2 separate regions of the Homo sapiens genome follow, and region 1 is linked to region 2. A link is a loop called in an ENCODE intact Hi-C map of the cell type or tissue named here. Cell type or tissue: gastrocnemius medialis. All regions are shown on one strand. Each heading gives the region's core, and the rest is flanking DNA. Links, peaks and the distances in the headings are about the cores only. Region 1 overlaps SHISAL2A (shisa like 2A). Region 2 overlaps GPX7 (glutathione peroxidase 7).

Region 1 (6,819 bases), core at 1,987-4,486, 55 kb after region 2:
TGGAGAGAAATGGGTGGATACCACAGATGACTATTAGGTGGAACCAGCAGGACCTGGCTTTGTGAAAGGGCCGAGGTAGAAGGTGTGAGAGATGACTCGAATTTTTGGCTTAAACACTTGATACATTTTTTTATCTAGAAAGACAGAAATGTTCAATTGTGTCAAATGCTCCTGATTAAAAAAAGAAAAAGGAAAAAAGAATCAGAGTCCTATAACTGGTAAAGTAAAATTTAAAATAAATAAATAATGTTAAATGTTCCTGATAAGGGAGATAAGGATTTAGAAGTGACTATGGGTTTAGTGACAAATAGTTTGAAGGTATAGTGGGGGCAGAACAAAGTAAGTTGCAGCTGAACAAGTCATGAATGGAAGGTAGAGAATAATAAGGCCAAGTGGACTTCCTTTCAAGCTTTGATTTAAGAGGAAGAGAGAAGATAAGTCACTCAGCAAAGAGAAGCATGGAATCTATTCTCAAAGCGAGAACAATCTATGTTTTAAAAATGTCCACCACTCTTCTCCATACTAGCTGTATGGTAATCCTGTGTTCTCATCTATAAAATGGATTTCTAATAGTACCTACCTCATAGGGTTATGGTGAAGGTCAAGTCTTCATAGCTCTTAACAATTGTTTCTTATCTGTTTCCTCCACCAAACTACAAGTTCATGAGCAACACTGACAGCTCTCAGTGCATAATGTGGTGTATTGTTAATAAATACATGTTAAACAAATGATGCTTCTAAGGCTCTGACCACAGTGCACTGCCCAAGGTAAGCACCAGAGAAGTCAGCTGGGGAGTGTGATCCTGTTGGGGAAGAAGAGAGCCACACACCCTCAGTTTGCTGTTTTCCAGGCCCTGAGGAGGTTTCTCCTGACTGCCAAGGTGTGAACACAGGCATGGCGGCAGAAGTGCCAAAAGTGAGCCCTCTCCAGCAGAGTTACTCCTGCTTGAACCCGCAGCTGGAGAGCAATGAGGGGCAGGCTGTGAACTCCAAACGCCTCCTCCATCATTGCTTCATGGCCACAGTGACCACCAGTGACATTCCAGGCAGCCCTGAGGAAGCCTCTGTACCCAACCCTGACCTATGTGGACCAGTCCCATAAACATTCAATAAATGTCTCCATACCATCCCCTTCTGGAGTCTCTTCAGTGAAAGGTGGGAGTGGGAAAGGACTTTAGAGCCTAGCATGATAAATGAGGGCTTCTCCCAGCAAAGATACCCAGCCCTGCTGTGGACCCTGCCATACTGTTCTGCTTGGCCTATTGTGGGCCAAAGAACTTTGACATGACTCCTAGGAAAAATGGTCAGTAACAACTCCATGCAATCGGGTGGAAGCCTGGGGCCTGTGAAGGCACAGAGGAGCCCCTCACCCAACTGGGAAGTCAGAGAACTCTGACATGGTTTTCCTGCCCCACAGTAGGTGTATTTAGGAGCCCCTGAGAAGATGATTAGCCCTCAGAGGGGGATGATCTCTGCCTCTTCAGCAGCTCTGCCTCACCCTGGAGTGCGCCATCCTGGAGTAAGCCCCTTGCAGAGGGACGGATAGAGAGGGAGTATGTTGTGCACAGGGCTCAGGCGTCATTCTATTTCTTAGGTAGATGAAGGAGTGAGTGCTAAGTGAGAGAATGAATAGGGGCAGGGCGCGGCAGTTCACGCCTGTAGTCCTAGAGCTTTGGGAGGACAAGGTGGATGGATCACTTGAGCCCACTTATTCAAGACCAGCTTGGGCAACACAGTGAGACCCAGACTCTACAAAAAATTTAAAAATTAGCCACATGTGGTGGCTTATACCTGTAGTTGCAGCTACTTGGGAGGCTGAAGCAGGAGAATCAGTTGAGCCCTGGAGGTCGAGGCTGCAGTGAGCTATGATCACACCACTGCACTCCAGCCTGGGCAAGACCTCATCACAAAAAAAGAAGAAGAATGAATGAATGAATGAATGGTTATCAGACTGAATACAGGCTCCAGAGGGTGGACTCTGCCACTGTGTGGCCTTGATAAAGTCCCTTGTCTTCCTGAGCCTCAGTCCCCTTGCTGGGTTATTGCAAGTGTTCAATGAGGTGATGGATTTGAACTCACTTCGTAAACATTAAATTACTAGAAGACTTTTTTTTTTTTTGAGACGGAGTTTTGCTCTGTCACTTAGGCTAGAGTGCAATGGCATGATCTCAGCTCAGTGCAACCTCCGCCTTCCGGGTTCAAGTGATCCTCCCACCTCAGCCTCCCAAGTAATTGGGACTACAGGTGTGTGCCACCATGCCTGGCTAATTTTTGTATTTTTAGTGGAGACGGGGTTTCACCATGTTGGCCAGGCTGGTCTTGAACTCCTGACCTCAAGTGATCCGCCTGCCTTGGCCTCCCAAAGTGCTGGGATTACAGATGTGAGCCACCACACCTGGCCTGTTAAAAGACTTTTTAAATGACCAATGGATGATAACATAGTATTCCTGCTAAAAGACTTTTTAAATTACAAATGGACAATAACAGTAAACTATGTAATACTGAACAACTCTGGAGCCAAATGCCTGGTTAAAATCCTGCCCCTGTCACTTACTTGCTAGGTAACCTCTGTGCCTCAGTCCTCTCATCTATATAAGCTGGAATCTTAGTAGTATCTTCTAATAGGGCTTGGGGAAGGACTAAATTACTAAGTCCATGCAAGTACATAGAAAAGTGTTGGCAAATGGAAAGCACTATGTGTTAGCTATTATTATTATTTTTAACATGTCTTATTATTAATCTGATCGCAAAGGAATCTTAGGGCAAGATGCTGACTGTCAGCCCTCCCTCCTGGCTGCTCTCCTAACTTTGGCGATGGCTTTTAGGCTTCGCCTTCGGAATGCAAGACAAGGACTGTGGAGACGCAGCTCAGCAGCCACCAAAAGCAGCTCTTGACATTTCAGACAGTGACATGACCTGCTGCTGGATTTGGCAACAGTGAAAGAGTCACTCTTAGATACCTGTGCCTGAGGCCAGCCAAAGGGTACATGATGGGGTGGCAAGACAGGGTGAGTCACCCACAGAAGTGTTCTAGGCTGGAAGTCAAGAGATTTTGGTTCTGGTCTTGCTTCATTTGTTGTTGTTGGTGGTGGTGGTGGTGGTGGTGTGTGTGTGTGTGTGTGTGCTCTTTTATTTCAGCATTTTTTTTTTGAGACAGTCTCATTCTGTCACCAGGCTGGAGTGCAGTGGAGATCATAGCTCACTGCAACCTCAAACTCCTGACACAAGCAATCCTTCTGCCTCAGCCTCCCAAGCAACTGTGACTACAGGTGCGTGCCACTGTGTCCAGCTAATTTTTAAATTTTTTTTTTATCGAGACGGGTGGTTGCTATGTTGCCTAGGCTAGCCTTGAACGTGTTGGGATTACAGGTGTGAGCCACTGCACCCAGCCTATTTTCAGCACTTAAAACCCAGCACCCTTGTCCATTTACTGCACACTTAGTGGTATCCATTCTATTCTAGGACCTGTGCAGGTTGCCACAAACAAGAGGAATCAGACAGTTCTCACCCTCAAGGGGCTCACATGGAGGACAAGGCAGGCACACAAATGGCCAGGAGGCCCAGTGGTGGCCCTTCATGGGGCTTTAGGGAGGAAGAAATGATGTCTGAGCTGAATCATCAAAGATGACTCAAAGTTTCCAGGTGAGACAGGAACAGAAAACATTATGGTCAGAATACAGCTTGTTCACAATAGTGAGAGCGAGCCAGTGTGGCCCAGGACCTGCAAGTTATTTGTTATAGAAAGAGCTTAGGGTACTTGTATATATGTGGTGGGGCTGGGTGATATTGGGATGTTTAGTCCCTGACGCTCTGTGCGACCCTTCACAGGACGAATTCCTTCTCTGTCCTTGGTATCCTCATCAGAAAAATCCAACTTTTCTCTGAACACTTTCAAGGGAGACTGGGAGGTTTCAGGAAAGAATCTGATAATGCCCTTGCCTTTAGGCTGCTAGCAGTCAGAAGGGGGAGATGCTGTGTGCATTCCAAACGCTAAAGTGGTCATCCGCGGCCTAAGGCAGTGGTTCTCAAACTCGAGGCTGCATCAGAATCAGCTGTGTGGAGGGCTTGTTAAAACACAGAATGCTGGCCTCCTACCCCAGTGTCTGACTCAGTAGGTCAGGAGTAAGTCCCCAGAATTTGCATTTCTAACAAATTCCAGGTGATGCTGATGATGCTGGTCTGAGACCACCCTTTGAGCACAACAGCCTCTGCAAGAACAAAAACAAGCTTTGAGGACTCCGAGCCAGAGAGATGTGGGGGAGACCGCACACTGAGCAAGGCCCTGAAGACCTGGTAGAATTTCCCCAACAGTTGGAGAAAGGGAATGTACATGCTGCTTTTGCTGACCTACACATCCTAGGCCTCATAAAGCCCCTCCCTGCCCCCCAACAGCTCCTCTCCTTTGAATTCAATCAAGGCTCAGAGCCGGCTGTCACTGGGGTTGGCTAGTCTGGGTCCTGCATTAGAAACAAACTGCCCACCCTGTGTGATAGGAGCCCCTCCCCCAGGGCAGCCGCAGTGGGAGGATGCTGGGTGGGCTGATACGCAGACAGAAATAGTCTGAGCTCACCGCTGTTCCCAAGCACACATCGACCGGCAATTATTTCTTGTAAATTGCTTTCCCGGTTATGTTCAGAACATGTGTGTGTGCCTGCCTGAGAACAAACACTCAGAGGGCACAGGGCGGAGGAGCTAGCTGGAGAGTGGGCTTCGGATGGAGGGGAGTGAATCTTCAGCCCAGAATTAGAGAATGTTGAATCTTGGAACTTGGAAACGTTAGAACATTCCACTCCCCTTTACAGCTATCCTGCTAGGTGTTTTTTTCTCAGACGTTCACATTTGTTTGTCCATTCAACATTGATTGACAATGATTTTCTGCCAGAATCTTGGCTAAATGAGGTCCCGATCCCTATCTTCAAGAAGCTCATTGCTACAGGCATTTACAAAAGATCCCTAATCTAGCCAAAGACTTTGGGAAGGCCTCCTGGAGTAAGCAATAACTGGATTAAGTTTAAAGGACCCACTGACAGGTGAAAGGAGGTTTCTGGTACAAGATGAGGAACAGCATTTAAGGCAGAAGGAACAGCATACATGAAGACCTATGGCTAAGAGAGACCATATGGTTCTTTCAGGTAACAATAAGTAGTTCAGTTTGGGTAGACACAAGGTGGGAATGGTGAAAGATGAAGCTGGAAGGGTAGACGAGCCAAGTCCTGAAGCCTTTGCCATATTAAGGGGCTTGGTCTTTATCCCGAGGGCAAAAGGGAGCCACAGGAAAGGGTTTCAAGCATGGAAAGGAACTCGACAACACCTTTTGTGAGCACTTGCTTCCTGTTCTCTGTAACATTGAAGTGAAATTTGCCATTCAGGATCTCTGCCTTTGGGGCCCTTTGGTTGCAGATCCTTCAGAAGTCTAAAGGACAGTGATGTCTCATGTATCCACAAGAAATGACTTGGGCCCTAGACATCTGTCCTCCGGTCAGGGGGAGGCCATTCTACTGCCTGACTGACTCATGACACTGCTCCTCCTGATCTGTGCCTGTTGGCTCAGGGGCCAGGGCACAAGACAGCCAAAGCCAGGCTGCAGGCCACAGCCCAGGAGAGCTCCATGCCTTGCTCGGTCCCAGAACCCTGGGTCCCACCTGGGAAGTCTCGTGTGTGGAACACTCACAGGGGTGTGAAGGGCTCCTTGCATACCTTCTCCATCCCTCACAGGATCAAGGCCACCCAGAGCAGATGACCCACTCTGAGAGAGTTGACTGAAGACACACTGTGGGCCCACCACTGTGACAAGCCCTTAGAATAGAATACGGCCGGGCATGGTGGCTCACAGCTATAATCCCAGCACTTTGGGAGGCCAAGGAGGGCGGATAACCTGAGGTCAGGAGTTCCAGACCAGCCTGGTCAACATGGTGAAACCCCGTCTCTACTAAAAATACAAAAAATTAGCCAGGCATGGTGGCAGGTGCCTGTAATCCCAGCTACTCGGGAGGCTGAGGCAGGAGAATCGCTTGAACCCAGGAGGAGGAGGTTGCGGTGATCTGAGATTGCGCCACTGCACTCCAGCCTGGGTGACAGAGCAAGACTCCGTCTCAAAAAAAAAAAAATAATAATAATCCTGCAACCCCGCCCTTCAGGCCTTACTTACTAGAGATGAAGAGTAGGTTTGACCCGTGAAACCCCTAGAGAACAGTCAGAGAGAGATCCCAAACAAATGCCAAGATGTGGGGTAAGGACCATTAGAGTTGCAAAGATTCTAAGGCAGGAGAAAAGAAACAGTCTGGAAGCCTTCATGGAGGAAGCAGGGGTTGAACTTAATCTTGATGGACCATGGCAATACTTGAAGGGTCTCATCCAGGTAGAGGAAGCATTCTATCCTGTCAACTTTCTATTTTATTTTATTTTATTTATTTATTTATTTATTGAGACAGAGTCTTGCTCTGTCACCCAGGCTGGAGTGCGATGTCTCAATCTCAGCTCACTGCAACCTCCACCTCCCGGGTTCAAGTGATTCTCCTGCCTCAGCCTTGTGAGTAGCTGGGATTACAGGCCCCTGCCAATATGCCCGGCTAATTTTTTTTTTTTTTTTTTAAATAAAGATGGGGTTTTACCGTGTTGGCCAGGCTGGTCTTGAACTCCAGACCTCAAGTGATCTGCCCACTTAGGCCTCCCAAAGTGCTGGGATTACAGGCGTGAGGTACCGCCCCCCCACCCTTTCTGTTTTAAAGAGAGTACCCCTTAGGGCTCCAAGGGCTCTGGACAAGTAGATCTCTCTAGCCCCACCTTCAGCCATAGTCCGCTAACCAACAGACTATCTTT
Region 2 (4,499 bases), core at 1-2,500:
AACCCGAAGCGCTCGCAGTCGGCGCCCACTTCGCTACCGGCACCTTTGGGCAGCGGGGTCCAGACCTTCGCCGGGAGGCCGGGCACCACTGCCCAGCCTTTGCCATTCACGGGTGAAAAAAGTAACCGTAGCATCGTGCGGCCTTTCCCTCTCCCGTCCTCATTTTCTGCATCTGGAACGGGGAGTGGCTGATTCGGAGTCCAGTGAAGAACACTGTGGAGATCAATGTGCAGGGCAGAGAGAGAGTTATTTCAGATGCACGGAGACCTCACACGGATCATCCCTGGGAGAGGGCACAAAGGCCCAGAGAGGGCAGGCATTCGCACAAGGTCACACTACACTAGAAAGACGGGGCCTGGAAGAGAACCCCACCGCCACATCCGGGGTCCTCTCTAGGCCAAGTCCTTAGATGGCAGCTCAGGGGCACACATAAGAGTCATCCAGGCTAATTGCCCCCTCATTACCAAGAGGGAATCTAAGCTCAGAGAAGACTTCGGAGAGGAAGGGTATCTGGGTTGAGTCTTTGAATACGAGTGGATTTTAGCAAGACTAAGAAGCAAACAGCAAGAAGGGGGTGGGGGGGCGCGGGGCCAGGAGTTCCAGCTGTTGTGCTTCAAAGAGTCTAAAGCTGGAGGCTACGAGTGGTGGAAGATGAGGCTGAAACGACTGGCAAGGGAGCAGGCGGGACCTTGAACACTACATTGAGAGGCCTGCATGTCACATTATGTGCAGTGAAGAACTCCCAGAGTGGACCTCTTCAGGATGGACCTGGGGACTGGTGTGAAATGGCTGGGGAGTTGAAATCTAATGAACAGGTGGGCCAGCGTCCAGTTTTGGATGAACCACACAAAAATAGATGTCAACATTTTTCTCCTGGGAGCAACACCATCTTTAGTGAAGACCAGTACTCTATAAGCCTTGAAATTTTCGATTATGCTGGGAGTCTTGGGGACAGTAATCCCTGCTTGATTGTCCCCCAGAGTGTCGTGAGTTTCAAATCAGATGAAGGCGTGGATGCACTTAGTAAACTGTAGAGTGCTTTGCACCTGTGTTTGGTGGATCCCAGCAGGAACTTCATTTAGAACTCTGGGCAAAGAACCAAGAACAGGGCCCGCTCCAATTCAGGCCTCCTGTTCTCTCTAGGGCAGCTCACCAGAGAGCCCCAGGTTTAGCGTCTGACCAGCTCTGCTACTTATTAATTCGTTGTTCATTATTGAACACCTACTGTATACTAACTAGATACTAGGTCAGGCCCTGGGGATACAGTGGTGAACAAAACAGATACATTTCCACTAAATGGAGCTTACATGGGGTAAGGAGAAGAAAGACAATAAACAAGGAACTGAGAAATGCACGAGGTAATTCCTAGTAGTAGTAAGTGCTAAGACAAAAATAGAACAAGGTCACACAGCTAGTAAGACAGTAAGAATTTGAACCCAGACAGTCCAGCTCCAGAGTCTATGCTCTTAGTTGCCAAGTTCAGCAGTAAACCAGGGAACAGGGAGTCCAGAAAAGCTGTAATTGGTGCTGAGTTAACCCAGGCTAGGCTTGCTGCTTGGGCAATATGCTCATTCCTTCACCTGCAAACATTTACTGGCTCCTACTACATGTCTGACACTGGGTCCAGCTCTGATGACATAGTCATGAGCAAGATTGACATGGTTGATGCCCTCAGGCTAATTGGGACCATAGTCATTTAGACCAGTATGGATGAATGGGTGACCACTTGGGAATGTGTGGGGTTATGTGTAGTGTGTGCCTTTGTGAATGGTTTACTTCTTCTGTGTACAAATCTGAGTCTGTGTCTGTGCTTGTATATGTACATATGTAAATTAACTGTGTGTACTTGGGTGTGTCTGTCTGTGTTTTGGTTTCTAAGGACCAAGCTTTTTGGTTTCAGGGATGGAACTAGAAGCCAGATTTTCCCCCTTCCAAAAGAGCGGGCAGACATGCAAGTTGTGAGTTAAAAATAAGCAAGCTTTGGCCGGACGCAGTGGCTCACGCCTGTAATCCCAGCACTTCAGGAGGCTGAGGCGGGTGGATCACAAGGTGAGGAGTTCGAGGCTAGCCTGGCCAACATGGTGAAACTCCGTCTGTACTTAAAAAATACAAAAATTAGCTGGGCATGGTGGCGTGTGCCTGTAATCCCAGCTACTCAGGAGGCTGAGGCAGGAGAATTGCTTGAACCCGGGAGGTGGAGGTTGCAGTGAGCCAAGATCGCGCCACTGCACTCCAGCCTTGGTAACAGAGCAAGACTCTGTCTTTAAAAAAAAAAAAAAAAAAAAAAAAGCTTTAATGTTCTCATTGCCCAGGGATCCAGCAGGGGGAAAAAAAGGAAGAACCCTAACTGAGGAAGGGAGTTAACAGTCCCAGTTTCTCACCATTCCAGGCACAGTATGGTGTATGCTGACCTCAAATTGAGGAGGTTGTTCTAATAGCCAGTGGCCCCAGGCATGGGTCCTTTCTCACCTGGTGGAGGTAGGGTACAGGAGGTACAGCTCAGTGGTTCAATCATCTAGCCCAGTAGTTCTCAACTAGGAGTGATTATTCCCTTTAGGGCACAATTGGCAATGTCTGGAGACATTGTTGATTGTCAAGACTGGGCATCTAGTGGGTAGAGGCCAGGGATGCTGCCAAACATCTGATAATAAATAAACAGGACATCCCCCCGACAACAAAGAATTATCTGACCCAAATGTCAATTATGGAGGATAGGGCTAGGCTGCCTAGGCACCGGCTAGGGTTTTAAATCCATTAATAATATATACCTAGAAGCTAAAAACATAGCATTTGAGCCAAAATTCTAATCAAAGTCTTATAATCAAGTTCCATTAGCCAGCTTTGTATTTATTGCCTAAAGGCTTTAATAAATTTAAGGATTAGTCTAATGATAAAAGAAAGTGGTAGGCTGGGCATGGTGGTTCATGACTGTAATCCTAGCACTTTGAGAGGCTTAGCTGGTAGGATTGCCTGAGGCTAAGAGTTTTTGAGTCCAGCCTGGACAACATGGCGAGAACTGTCTCTACCAAAAGTAAAAATTAAAAAATTAGCCAGGTGTGATGGCACGTGCCTGTAGTCCTAGCTATTTGAGAGGCTGAGGTGGGAGGATCACTTCAGCTCAGAAGTTTGAGACTGCAAACGGTTGGGGGGATGTCCTGTTATGATTATGCCATTGCTCCAGCAGCAACAACAACAAAAGTGGTGTTAGTTCTCTGGAGAGGAGGGGGACAAAAAGGTGATTGCCCTGGAGTTATGAGGGTTCTTTTCTCAAGAAAACCTGTGTCTATGTTCCCATGCAGGCGTTTGTGTTTGTGTGCACACTTACTCATTCATCTGAAACTTACTGAGACTTTTTCATATGCCAGGCCCAGAGATGAAGTGGACATAGCTCCTGCCCTCAGTAGGTTCACATTCTAGAAGGGAGACTGACACAGTGCAGAGTGGCGAGTGCTAGCTGACTGAGCCAAAAATTGAGCCCAGGTCTCCCTTTGTACCCCCTCTTATCAGTTCTCAGTATGTGCTCACCAGTATGTGTGCCCCAGTCTGTGGATGTGCTGTGTGTGTGGGCATGTGTGGTGTTTGCTAACATGTTTGTATCGTGGTGCATGTGCATACCTATTTATGTATGTTGTATACTTATGTTCACAGATGTTCATGTATGTGTGCACACATCTGTAAGCTCCTGAATGTTTGATTTCATATGTGCCTGTCTGTGTGCATGTGTTTGTGTATGTGTGAGAGCACTGGACACACATTTACATATGTGTACACAGTGTTCTTGTATGTGTGAGGCAGTATTAACTGTTGAGGGAGTCACATATGTGGATGTGTCAGGGCATGTACAGGTTCATGCCTCTTCACTGGCTTGTCTGGGCTTTGTTTTGTTTTGTTTCTGTCATACAGGTGTCCCTGGTGGTGAATGTGGCCAGCGAGTGCGGCTTCACAGACCAGCACTACCGAGCCCTGCAGCAGCTGCAGCGAGACCTGGGCCCCCACCACTTTAACGTGCTCGCCTTCCCCTGCAACCAGTTTGGCCAACAGGAGCCTGACAGCAACAAGGAGATTGAGAGCTTTGCCCGCCGCACCTACAGTGTCTCATTCCCCATGTTTAGCAAGATTGCAGTCACCGGTACTGGTGCCCATCCTGCCTTCAAGTACCTGGCCCGTAAGTCCTGGTCTCTTCATCCCCTCACACCTCCCTTAGCTGGCTGAGGCCATGGCTCCCTGGGCAGCAGAAGCCACTGGCTGGTTGGGTGACCTGGGGCCCCTTCCCCTTCCTGATCATCTCAGGTGGACTGATGCTTTGTTCCAGCACTAATCTTTGAGGAGAGTGGAGGCAGGTAGAAGCTGAGGGGTATTCCTGCCTAAGAATATCTCCATACCTGCTGCCTCTCACTTGTCCCTCAGAAGTCACTCTTTTGGACTTTTCTGGGATCCTGTTTTCACATTCAGGGGCTCCTAGAAGGAGACATTTAAGTCAGTGTGAACTAGATGAGTTT

Evidence for each region. A loop is a pair of places that touch in the nucleus more often than their neighbours do. Peaks named below come from ENCODE experiments on the same cell type or tissue, not always from the same donor. Only the 100,000 strongest peaks of a DNase experiment are listed, where the experiment ranks them.
Region 1: a loop joins it to region 2, with 7 times the contacts of the local background. A loop is called at or near these places in 6 of 110 quality-filtered maps.

Annotation. Positions count from the first base shown.
Region 1 is chr1:52,655,939-52,662,757 of GRCh38, forward strand. SHISAL2A (shisa like 2A) reads left to right here. Exons shown (of 3, transcript NM_001042693.3): 3 at 852-1,127. The coding sequence ends at 1,102. Among named protein-coding and RNA genes, the nearest start is that of SHISAL2A, 26 kb to the left of the region's middle. In gastrocnemius medialis, for the core only: no CTCF peak of the experiment used is centred there; a DNase peak (open chromatin) is centred at 2,973; H3K27ac peaks cover 2,500 bases.
Region 2 is chr1:52,602,781-52,607,279 of GRCh38, forward strand. GPX7 (glutathione peroxidase 7) reads left to right here. Exons shown (of 3, transcript NM_015696.5): 2 at 3,904-4,165. Among named protein-coding and RNA genes, the nearest start is that of GPX7, 2.7 kb to the left of the region's middle. In gastrocnemius medialis, for the core only: no CTCF peak of the experiment used is centred there; DNase peaks (open chromatin) are centred at 1,101 and 1,551; H3K4me3 peaks cover 743 bases; H3K27ac peaks cover 2,500 bases.